Linked DNA regions of Homo sapiens: regions 1 and 3 are each linked to region 2. Evidence: chromatin contacts called from ENCODE Hi-C or POLR2A ChIA-PET data. All regions are on one chromosome and are shown on one strand. Each heading gives the region's core, a stretch centred on a gene start or an enhancer-like site at or near the end of the contact. The rest is flanking DNA. Distances are from core to core; before and after follow the strand shown. Region 1 overlaps CFAP20DC-DT (CFAP20DC divergent transcript). Region 2 overlaps FHIT (fragile histidine triad diadenosine triphosphatase). Region 3 overlaps CFAP20DC-DT (CFAP20DC divergent transcript).

What was found. A loop is a pair of places that touch in the nucleus more often than their neighbours do. ChIA-PET counts read pairs that join two places held with the same protein, here RNA polymerase II (POLR2A). Pooled maps may share reads with other maps.
Region 1: a loop to region 2 is called in a pooled map, with 2.5 times the contacts of the local background. The contact joins two enhancer-like sites. A Hi-C loop is called at or near these places in 2 of 50 pooled maps. POLR2A ChIA-PET finds 5 or more read pairs at or near these places in 2 of 52 experiments (B cell and activated T-cell).
Region 3: a pooled map shows a loop between it and region 2 (2.2-fold over the local background). The contact joins two enhancer-like sites. A Hi-C loop is called at or near these places in 1 of 168 maps with a recorded cell type or tissue (PC-9) and 2 of 50 pooled maps. POLR2A ChIA-PET finds 5 or more read pairs at or near these places in 2 of 52 experiments (AG04450 and WTC11).

What each region holds. Positions count from the first base shown.
Region 1 is chr3:59,450,140-59,453,172 of GRCh38, reverse strand. The region is part of intron 5 of CFAP20DC-DT (CFAP20DC divergent transcript); the gene reads right to left. Among named protein-coding and RNA genes, the nearest start is that of CFAP20DC-DT, 360 kb to the right of the region's middle. Within about 2 kb of position 1,657, at least 8 of the 41 ENCODE cell types and tissues checked have a DNase peak (open chromatin) inside an H3K27ac peak, as active enhancers do.
Region 2 is chr3:59,808,377-59,811,319 of GRCh38, reverse strand. All of the region lies in intron 8 of FHIT (fragile histidine triad diadenosine triphosphatase), which reads left to right. It overlaps CFAP20DC-DT (CFAP20DC divergent transcript), which reads right to left. Exons shown (of 7, transcript XR_002959675.2): 7 at 10-1,588. Among named protein-coding and RNA genes, the nearest start is that of CFAP20DC-DT, 720 kb to the right of the region's middle. RefSeq lists enhancers at 580-1,213, 1,214-1,847, 2,482-2,943. Within about 2 kb of position 1,495, at least 2 of the 41 ENCODE cell types and tissues checked have a DNase peak (open chromatin) inside an H3K27ac peak, as active enhancers do.
Region 3 is chr3:59,479,304-59,482,069 of GRCh38, reverse strand. The region is part of intron 5 of CFAP20DC-DT (CFAP20DC divergent transcript); the gene reads right to left. Among named protein-coding and RNA genes, the nearest start is that of CFAP20DC-DT, 390 kb to the right of the region's middle. Within about 2 kb of position 1,494, at least 2 of the 41 ENCODE cell types and tissues checked have a DNase peak (open chromatin) inside an H3K27ac peak, as active enhancers do.

The sequences.
Region 1 (3,033 bases), core at 408-2,907, 360 kb after region 2:
TTGGTATACTGGGAGTCAGTGAAAATGTGGACAATATAGATCGTCTTACAGACTCCATTTTACTTACAAGTTTTATGTGTTTGAAGGGTAACTAAACAATTTTAATATAAATATTAAAGGAAACATGGATAAATGAAAAGTTTGCCCGAATTTTTTTTTAGCTAAACCTTGACCCTTCCAAACCATTTTTGCATTTGACAAACTGCCTATTGCTAGTCCCCATACTGTCAAGTCCTTGCCAGTATGTGTTTATCCTCTTCAGCTACAGGGGATTAGATGGGAATATTTTAGAATCATTAATGCAGTGATTCAGCCGAACCATGGCTGTTATCTCACCAGCAAGCCATATAGCCTTCCAATGTGGGAATGAGGTTGAAAAGTCTGACAAAAGCAGTGTGGTTCATTTCTGAAATGGCAAATTAATTCTATTTCCAGGGCAGACATGAGAAATAAATATCTCTATTTGCCACTCTAGAAAGATTTCATATTTAGGTCACTAAAATACATAAGTTCTAGATCTACCTCCACCCCACCCCTGTTTAAAAACTCCCACAAACACAAATCACAAAAATATATAAAACAAATAATAAGGTCATCAAAAAGCAAACTGATGTGGTTGTCAGGGGCTCCCTGGCAACCAGGGGAAATAAGGACTTACGTAATGGATACAGAGCTTTAGTTTTACATGATGAAGAGTTCAGGTGGTTGGGTACACAACAATGCAAACATACTTAACACCCCTGAACTGTACACTTAGAAATGGTAAATTTTATGTTATATATATTTTACCATGATTTTTTCAAAATCATATTGAGATATCAAAACTCAAAGTCTTGCAGTTTTGGTCTTTAAAGAAGCTGCACATAGAAGCTTCTGGGCCCCAGGAAAACACGTTACATGATATCATGTGTCAGTTGGCCAGGATGCCTTAGACCAATGAGAACCTTCACCAAAGGGGCAGGCATTTTGGCTTTTAACCATCTATTGCCTGCCTGGCTTGGAAGCATCTGGTCTAGGCATGATCAGATCCTGCCTCTTTCCACTGATTTCCACCCTTTGGAATCTAAGGCCTATCCTCCTCCCACACACTCTTTCACGGATTAACTCTGAGTAGTGATGGCTACACAGTGGAGCTCATTACCTGGTAGGGCTGTGCGAGAAGCTGGCATGCACCCGTTCAGGGGTCCTCACCAATTCTGGGAAGTGGGTACTGTTCTTCCTCCCATTTTATGACTAAGAACACTGAGCCTTTGTAATGACACATTGATCTACATATGCCTACATTTTCCTCTTTCCAGGGAGAGTCACAAATAAAGGAATGAGAAAGCAACGGAATCTCTTCTCCCTGCCCGTTCACCTCCAGTCTTCTGGGTTTGTGGAGCATGCCCAGAAATCCCAGCAATTATTTCATCCACTTCACTATAAGCAACATTTTCCTGCATGAAATGCACTCCATCTGGGCTCAAACAGAGATTTATAAAAGCAACCTTTTTTGTCTTCACACAAAAGAAAGGCTAAGAGTGAAACTGTGGTGAGGTTTTGGTGCTCAACAGAAGGCTTTGGGAGGAGTCGAGTGCAGTTAGATATAAATAACATCGTTTAAGCCAGGATGTGGCTTGGTGACAGCTAACTCTGACTCTGGTCGCTTTGCCAGAACAGCTTTCAGCTGTTTCACGTGATTTCACAAACCCTTGAACTGCAGAGTTATTTCACACCTGCAGAGGTAATGAATGCCTTTTGAGAACATTTGCAAAGTTGGTTGGCAAAAGTCAAAGAAACCAGTGGAACACAAGCTCTCCAGAGGCCTTTTTCCTGTTCCACACGTGCTGTGCCTCAGTGAGTAGAGGGAGGCCGTCAAATGGAGTGACTACAAGTTCACAAATAAATTGTCTTCTTTACCAGTGAGTCAGTGTACCTCAATCTCATCAGAATAGAAAAACAAAAATGAAAGAACCTCAGATTTCATGGTAGTGGCAAGATACAGGGCTGAATGTCCTGCCTGCAGATGTGGGGCCCCTGTTCATAGACTGCCATGTCATCTAGCACATAAGCAAACAATGTACAAATGCCTGTGTATACTTGTTACAATTCATGCCAGGAATTTACCTCCTGGGTATGTGAAGTGTCTGTGTTTCAGGGAGTGGAGATTTCTGATCTCTCCCTCTCCTGCTACTTCCCATTCATCTTTTAACTCAGAAGCTGTAACTCTCCAGATACAGAGATGCCAGTATCCCACTTTGCATATTCCGAGAAAAAGAGCAGCCCAGACATAATTCAGAAATTCATAATCAGCATGGCCACAAATAAAATTTTAAAAGTCATTTCTTGTGAACATTTCATGGTGGTGGATTCCTCCGCATATAAAAGGACTATGTCCCATAGGAATTTATTAGTAGTCTAAGAAGGATTCTATGAATAAATTATACAAACTGTGGAAAATGTGTCAAAAAGGATAGAACTATTTGCTCAAAAATTCTGGTAAATAGACTTAAACCATGCGCATTACGTGGGGATTACCCATTCAGAGAGAATTTATTTATTCAGAAAATGTTTATTGCTAGGCACACCCAGTATAGACAGGTGAACACCACAGTTTTGGTTCCTGCCTCATGGAGTTTACCGTCTAGTTGGAGAGGTGGTTGGTGAACAGACGAACAAATATAAAAACAAACATGGACAGTGCTGAGATACAGCAGAGTGATGACAAGAGATTCAGAGCCCTTTCTTGTACTGAAACATGCAAATTTTCTCATTGATTGCTTGTTAATGTTTTATAGGACTCTTTAGGGTACAGCAGGGGGCCTCAAGTATCTTGAGAATAATAGTCATTGTTCTAAGTGGCAGTGAATAGAGAATTCCAGGGAATATGTGATTAGATACTTACAATGTCAAATCAACCTAACCAAATACCTTCCATAGAAGTGTCTGGAGAGGCAGGTGAGATAGCATAAAAAGTGAGCTTGGGTGGCAAGTAGACCTGGATCTGGATTCCACCTGCACTATTCATCCGTTGGGTGACCTTGGGCAAAGAAC
Region 2 (2,943 bases), core at 246-2,745:
TTTGACTAATGATTTTTCTCCTCTTTGATTTTTATTTGAATCAAAATGAGCAGTTAGTTATATCTTGGCACCCCACTGCCATTGCCTCTGCATTCTCCTAAAATAAAGAGGATTTGATGTGCTTAGTACAGATGTGTTATGAGAGGGTGACATAAGTGTGCAAGGGCATCCTTGACGTTGTGTTGTGTCCATGTGACATAGTAACTGGGCACAACTCATTTCACACTGAGAGGTTGAGACTGGTCAGTTATTGGAAACCCAGAGCATTCTGATTTTCTCTTGTGACAACAGTTCCACTTTGGCCTGTTCATAAATCACACTGGCTTGAGAGCAGACCATCACAAGTATGTTTTCTTTCTAGTATTCCACTTTCAACAGACATGTTTTAAATTAACCAGCCAAACACAGTTCAAGAATCAGAACCAGTGAGTGAAAAGTCTACTTGGCTCAAAACCTGACTCAGTCTTATTAATTCAGAAAGCAGAAAGCTTACATGCGCTAATTACCAAAGCTACTAATTAGCTTTAATTATAAGCTTGGAAGGAAGTTGAAGTGTGCTGCATTCGATAGTGCTGTTGACCTTTTCAGTGTACTTTGGAGGGGGAGGGTGGAGAGGCATAAAGGAGGTGTTATAAAATTCATCAGAGAGCAATTAATTTATGTCTTCTGATGAATATGCTATAAATTAACACATCTGTGTATATCAGAACATAAAGGCATTTTAATGGAGCCTTACCAGTGTCAACTCTGAGTGCCCCAGCCAGCCAAGAAAATGTACTCGTTTGGTAAGTTATTTCTTATTCTACCGCTATTGTAAACCATGTGGCAAACTGCATCCAGCCAGGTGCATGCTTCTATTTGTAAGTCATAATTAAGATAGGGGGCCAGCTTTGATTGATTTGGGAGGGTCACTCTGAGGAGCTGCCCTTGCAGACATTTCATGAGGTGCTCAGAAATCTGTTTCATGCCAAAGTCTGGAAATACTGTCCCCATTGGTCTCTCACCAGGGTCTTATTTGTCACTCTCTCTGAGCCTCTACAGCCCAAGGCTCAAACCGTGCCTTTGATGTGGCTGGGATGCTCCATGCTGTTTTTCATGTGGTAAGACAGCTCCTCCAGTACTCCTCCTCACACAAATGACGATGGCTTTCAGGGACCACCAGTACAGCCTTTCACACCTCAGAAGACCCTCCTCAGGCCCCAGGAGCCCTCTCACAATCCCCGTAAGAGGCACCTAAAGCAGACCAGCATCTGCTTGCTGTGACTTGTAAACTCTGAGTCCCCTTATCCTCTAGATTTGAAGCTTCTTTGGTTAGGTTCCAATCTCTCAAAACTGACGTATCCCCTAGTAACCACCAGAGGGATCCCATATAATGTGATAAAAATTATAATCAACATGGAGGAATCACAGCTCAGCCAGCGTGTGCTTGCTTCCAAGGCCCCAGGTCTCTCAGCCTGGAAAAGGAGAGCGGGGAACAAAGGAGGAACAATGTGAGGGAAGGTTCTCCTTGGCAGCTTCGGGGAAGGGATCCTCAAAGGAGAGGCACAGGTCTGAAGACGGAAGTGTCTGAGGCCAATCTTCTCTTCTCCTGGAAACAAGCAAACAAATAAAACAAACCCCAGTCATTACAAAGAAAGCCCTTTGAAAATCAGTGAAATCAGACCCTATTTGTTTCTAAACCCGTGTTCAGAAGTTGAACTCCAAATATAATGAGATTTTTTTGTGAGAACTAAGAGCCTTTTCCATGTTTCAAATAGGGTTGTACAATTGTATAAAAGAAGAGGGAATTGGGAGTGTATTATGTTAGCTTCCTAGGACTGCTGTAACAAATTGGCACAACATGAGTGGCATAAAACAACCAAAATGCATTCCCTCCCAGTTCAAGATGCTGGATGTCCAAAACTAAAGTGTCAGCAGAATCATGCTCTCTCTGAAAGTTCTGGGGAAGAATCCTTCCTTTCCGCAATCTTTGGCCTTCTTTGGCTTACAGCAGATTCACTCTAGTGTCCGCTTTGTCTTCACATGGCCTTCTGCCCTCCGTTGATGTCCTTATAAGGACACCAGTCACGGAATTTAGGGCCCATTCTAATCCAGTATGACCTCATCTTGACTAATAACATCTCCCAAGACCTCTTTCCAAATAAGGTCACATTCTGAGGCTCTAGGTGGACATGCATTTTTGGAGAGCACACTCTTCAACCCAGTATGTGTTCCTTAACTATTTATGTAAACAACATTTCAAGTTTAAGCCCTAGACACAAAGCTGGGCTGATACTGTAGTTCTAACATGATTTCCAGGTCTTGGGATGAAATCCATGATCACCACCGGGAAAATGATACTTCAGTCACCGTGGGTTTCCTCTCTGCTTTTTAAAATATAGTTTTTCAAGCACAATGCCTCTCCTCTAAGCTGTTGTAAGGCTTCTGTCGGAGAGTTTTTGGTGTCTTTTGTGTGTGAGTGTGTGTTGTGTGAAGTATCAGAAGACATTGTTTCTACCCCGCAGTCCCTTTGTAGCTAATTTTATTGCCCTCAGCTGTTAGGTCTTATAGATTATCCCCGAGCCTATTGGGCCAAATCGGTGTAGTTAAAGCTCAAGCCATCCTTGTTTATCCCTGTTCTTAATTCATGTCTGGCTGCCCAAACGGCCAACTGAAACTCCAGATCAGCTCAGCAGAAAGCTGTATGTTCAGGTCAAACATGCTTGAGTGAGAAGATTGTCTGCAGTGTGTCAGGCAAATTGGCAAGCAAGTGTCAACAGACCCGGAGGTGGGAGGAGAATGAAAAGAGGGGAAATTAGCAAAAGGAGTGGACGTGGTTGGACCTGAGTTTTACCGTAGGGTAGAGACTGGTCATCACTGGCAGAGGTGGGGTTGTGGGGAAAAAGGGAGATAGTCCCAGGGGCTTGTCAGAGAGGGCCTCCATCTCCAGGTCAGAAAAGCCCT
Region 3 (2,766 bases), core at 245-2,744, 330 kb after region 2:
GCTCAAAATGCACTGTCATATTTAGGCAGTATTTCTAAATATTATGTTGCTCAAGTAGTAAAATGTAAAGTGCCACTACTAGGTTAGTCTCCTTAATCATAGAGGCTGAGAGAAGTTGAGTGGGAAGTTAGAAAGTATTTGGGGGACAAATGAGGAAAAAGGAGAAGGATATAAGTTGGTTTCAAATTTAGCTTTAATTTCCAAATTCTGTAGTAAAAAGATTCTTTCAAATAAGATACTCATTTATGTTGGCCAACTGGTTAGTTTCAGCCTTGTAGAATTTAGCCTGAGACCCCTTCGTTAGTTATAAACAAGTCAAGCTGATACCCACTTCTAAACTTTTTAGATATTTTACATTGAAATTAGCAATTGCCAATTTAAAGTCTACTTTGCCTTTCAGAAGAACTGAGAATATAGGTCTGTGTAACTAATTCAACTGTATCTTGGAGGGAAAAAGGCAAACAAAAAGAGCAGTTCAATTTATTGAACAACATATGAATTAGCGCCTAGTATATAATGTTCCTTATATATTCTTCATGGTAACAAAATCTGTATGGTAGTAGAGAGCCCTGCTTCTCAAAGTATGAACCCTAATCAGCTGCATTGATGTCACCTGGGAGAAATGCAGTCTCAGGTCTCACCCTGGAGCTCTGGAATGAGAACCTTTATTTTAACTGGATCCCCAGGTGCCTCCTGTACTTTCCAGTTTGAAGCACCCTGCCCTAGAGACCATTACCGATGAAACCTCTATTTGAAAGACAAACATCGTGCTCATGAAAAATATATGTGTATAGACTTTAGTCCCTCAGTCCTCAAGCCAATGATAATGTATACGTTTTAGAAACACAGTTTGCTAAAAAAAAAAAATTGATATTAATCTGTCAATTTTGCTTTCAAAAGCAAAATTGTTCTTTTGAACAAATCTGCTAACTGGTTACATCTTAAGGTAACCTATGCACCCAGATATATCCCTTTAACACAATCTTTCTTTAAAAAAAAGATTGGAAAAATAAAGATACATTTTAAAATGCAGATATACAGAAAGTAGAGCCTCACAGTTTGAATTTCATCTCATAACTGAGAGACAGGACAGGTTTCTGGTTCCCACGGTTTGTGACAAGTTCTTTCTCCTCTGTGCCCTGCTGCTACTTGCACTCCTAGTGGGTCTTCCAGGCAACAAACTTTTGTTTTTAATCATTACATGAAGATGAGGTTTAAAACATGCTTTCAGGACACACGTACAGTGGTTAATTTGTGAATGGTTGTATGTTAGTTTTAAAAAACCACACACACACGCTAAATCACATGATGGCGATTCTTACAGATTTCCAAATGCCAAAAGGAAAATTCCATATCTCCTTTGCTCTAAGTTTGGTGAAAAAAAGAAACATGTCCAAGAAGTTATAACTGAAAGTAGACCGGGCATGAGGAAGGACTTCCTACCATTTGGGGTGAGGAAATTGCAGGGCAGTAGAATGAGTCATGGACAAAAAAACATCAAAGGCAGCCCAACTGTCAGCTGCCAGAAATGCTAACATGCACAGATGTAAAACATGACTGAAGGAAGCAAAGCAGGAAAATTCTGGAGCGAGACAGAGTGAGATTCATGTCCACCCCAGCCCCCACCAACTGTGTGACATTGGGCAAGGTACTCAACCACTCTTAAGCCTGTTTATCTGTAAAATGGGATCGTAATTGTACATAGTTTGGAGGGGTGGCATAAGGCTTTCATGACACAATGCCCATCAAATACATACTAAAAAACTTAGCTATTATCAGTATTATCACCATTATTGTCATATATAAGAATGTATATCAAGTGCTTTGCACAATGCAGGCACATATAATTACTTAGTAAATAATGGGCTATTATTATTGTGATGGTAGTACATTCCTTGATTTTTTTAGAATTTCAAATTTCAGAAAATGATAGAACAGATTGTAAAACTTGGTCAAAAACTAAAGTCCTTCCAGCCCACATGGCCTCACTATACCCAGGCCCCCTCCCCACATGAGCCTCTGAACACTGGCTTCTAATTCTCCTTCGGGCTTCCCTCTCTCGCTGAGGGGAATGTCCCCTAACATGACATGAAGGATAAGGTCAATTATGATTTGGAAGAAGAATCCAGTCCCTAGGCTGAGACACAATGTTTTTTCAAAGAGACATAACAAAGGTCACCCTAGAGACAACTTTTCTTAACAGATGATTCTCCTGGGCTAGAAAAGCCAAAATGGACCTCAACGTGAATAACCTGCCAGCATCCTGCATTTTGACAGCTACAATTCTTCCTTTTTCAATTTCAATTCTTATTGATTTTGAAGATTCTCATTCCGGAGATGTATGCCGTCATTGTACTACAGTGTTTAGCAATTTATCTGTGCCTGCTTTTATATGCTAGATTGATTCTTTCCTATCGAAGCTGCAGGTGGGAGAGCGCCCGGGTTGCTATCTGGTGCCCTCTCTGCTCACAAGTGATTAAACTGAGACATTTCACGCTCTCACCTGAGGAAAAAATGCTAAAGTAAGCCTAGTGCCAGGGGGAGGTTCACATTTGGTAATGAAGCAGTGGAAGTTGGCAATGAACTCGATGAACTCCTTCTGAGAAGAAAGGCATAAATTAGGGAGAAGTGGAATCTGAGTGGGGCAAGGGCAACACAGACATTGCTCTGAATTTCCATTCAAAATCCCCAGATTTCCCTCTGGGAAGTCAATAGAGAACTGCATTAAATGATTAAATACTTGCTTGGTTCCGGTTACGGTTGGAA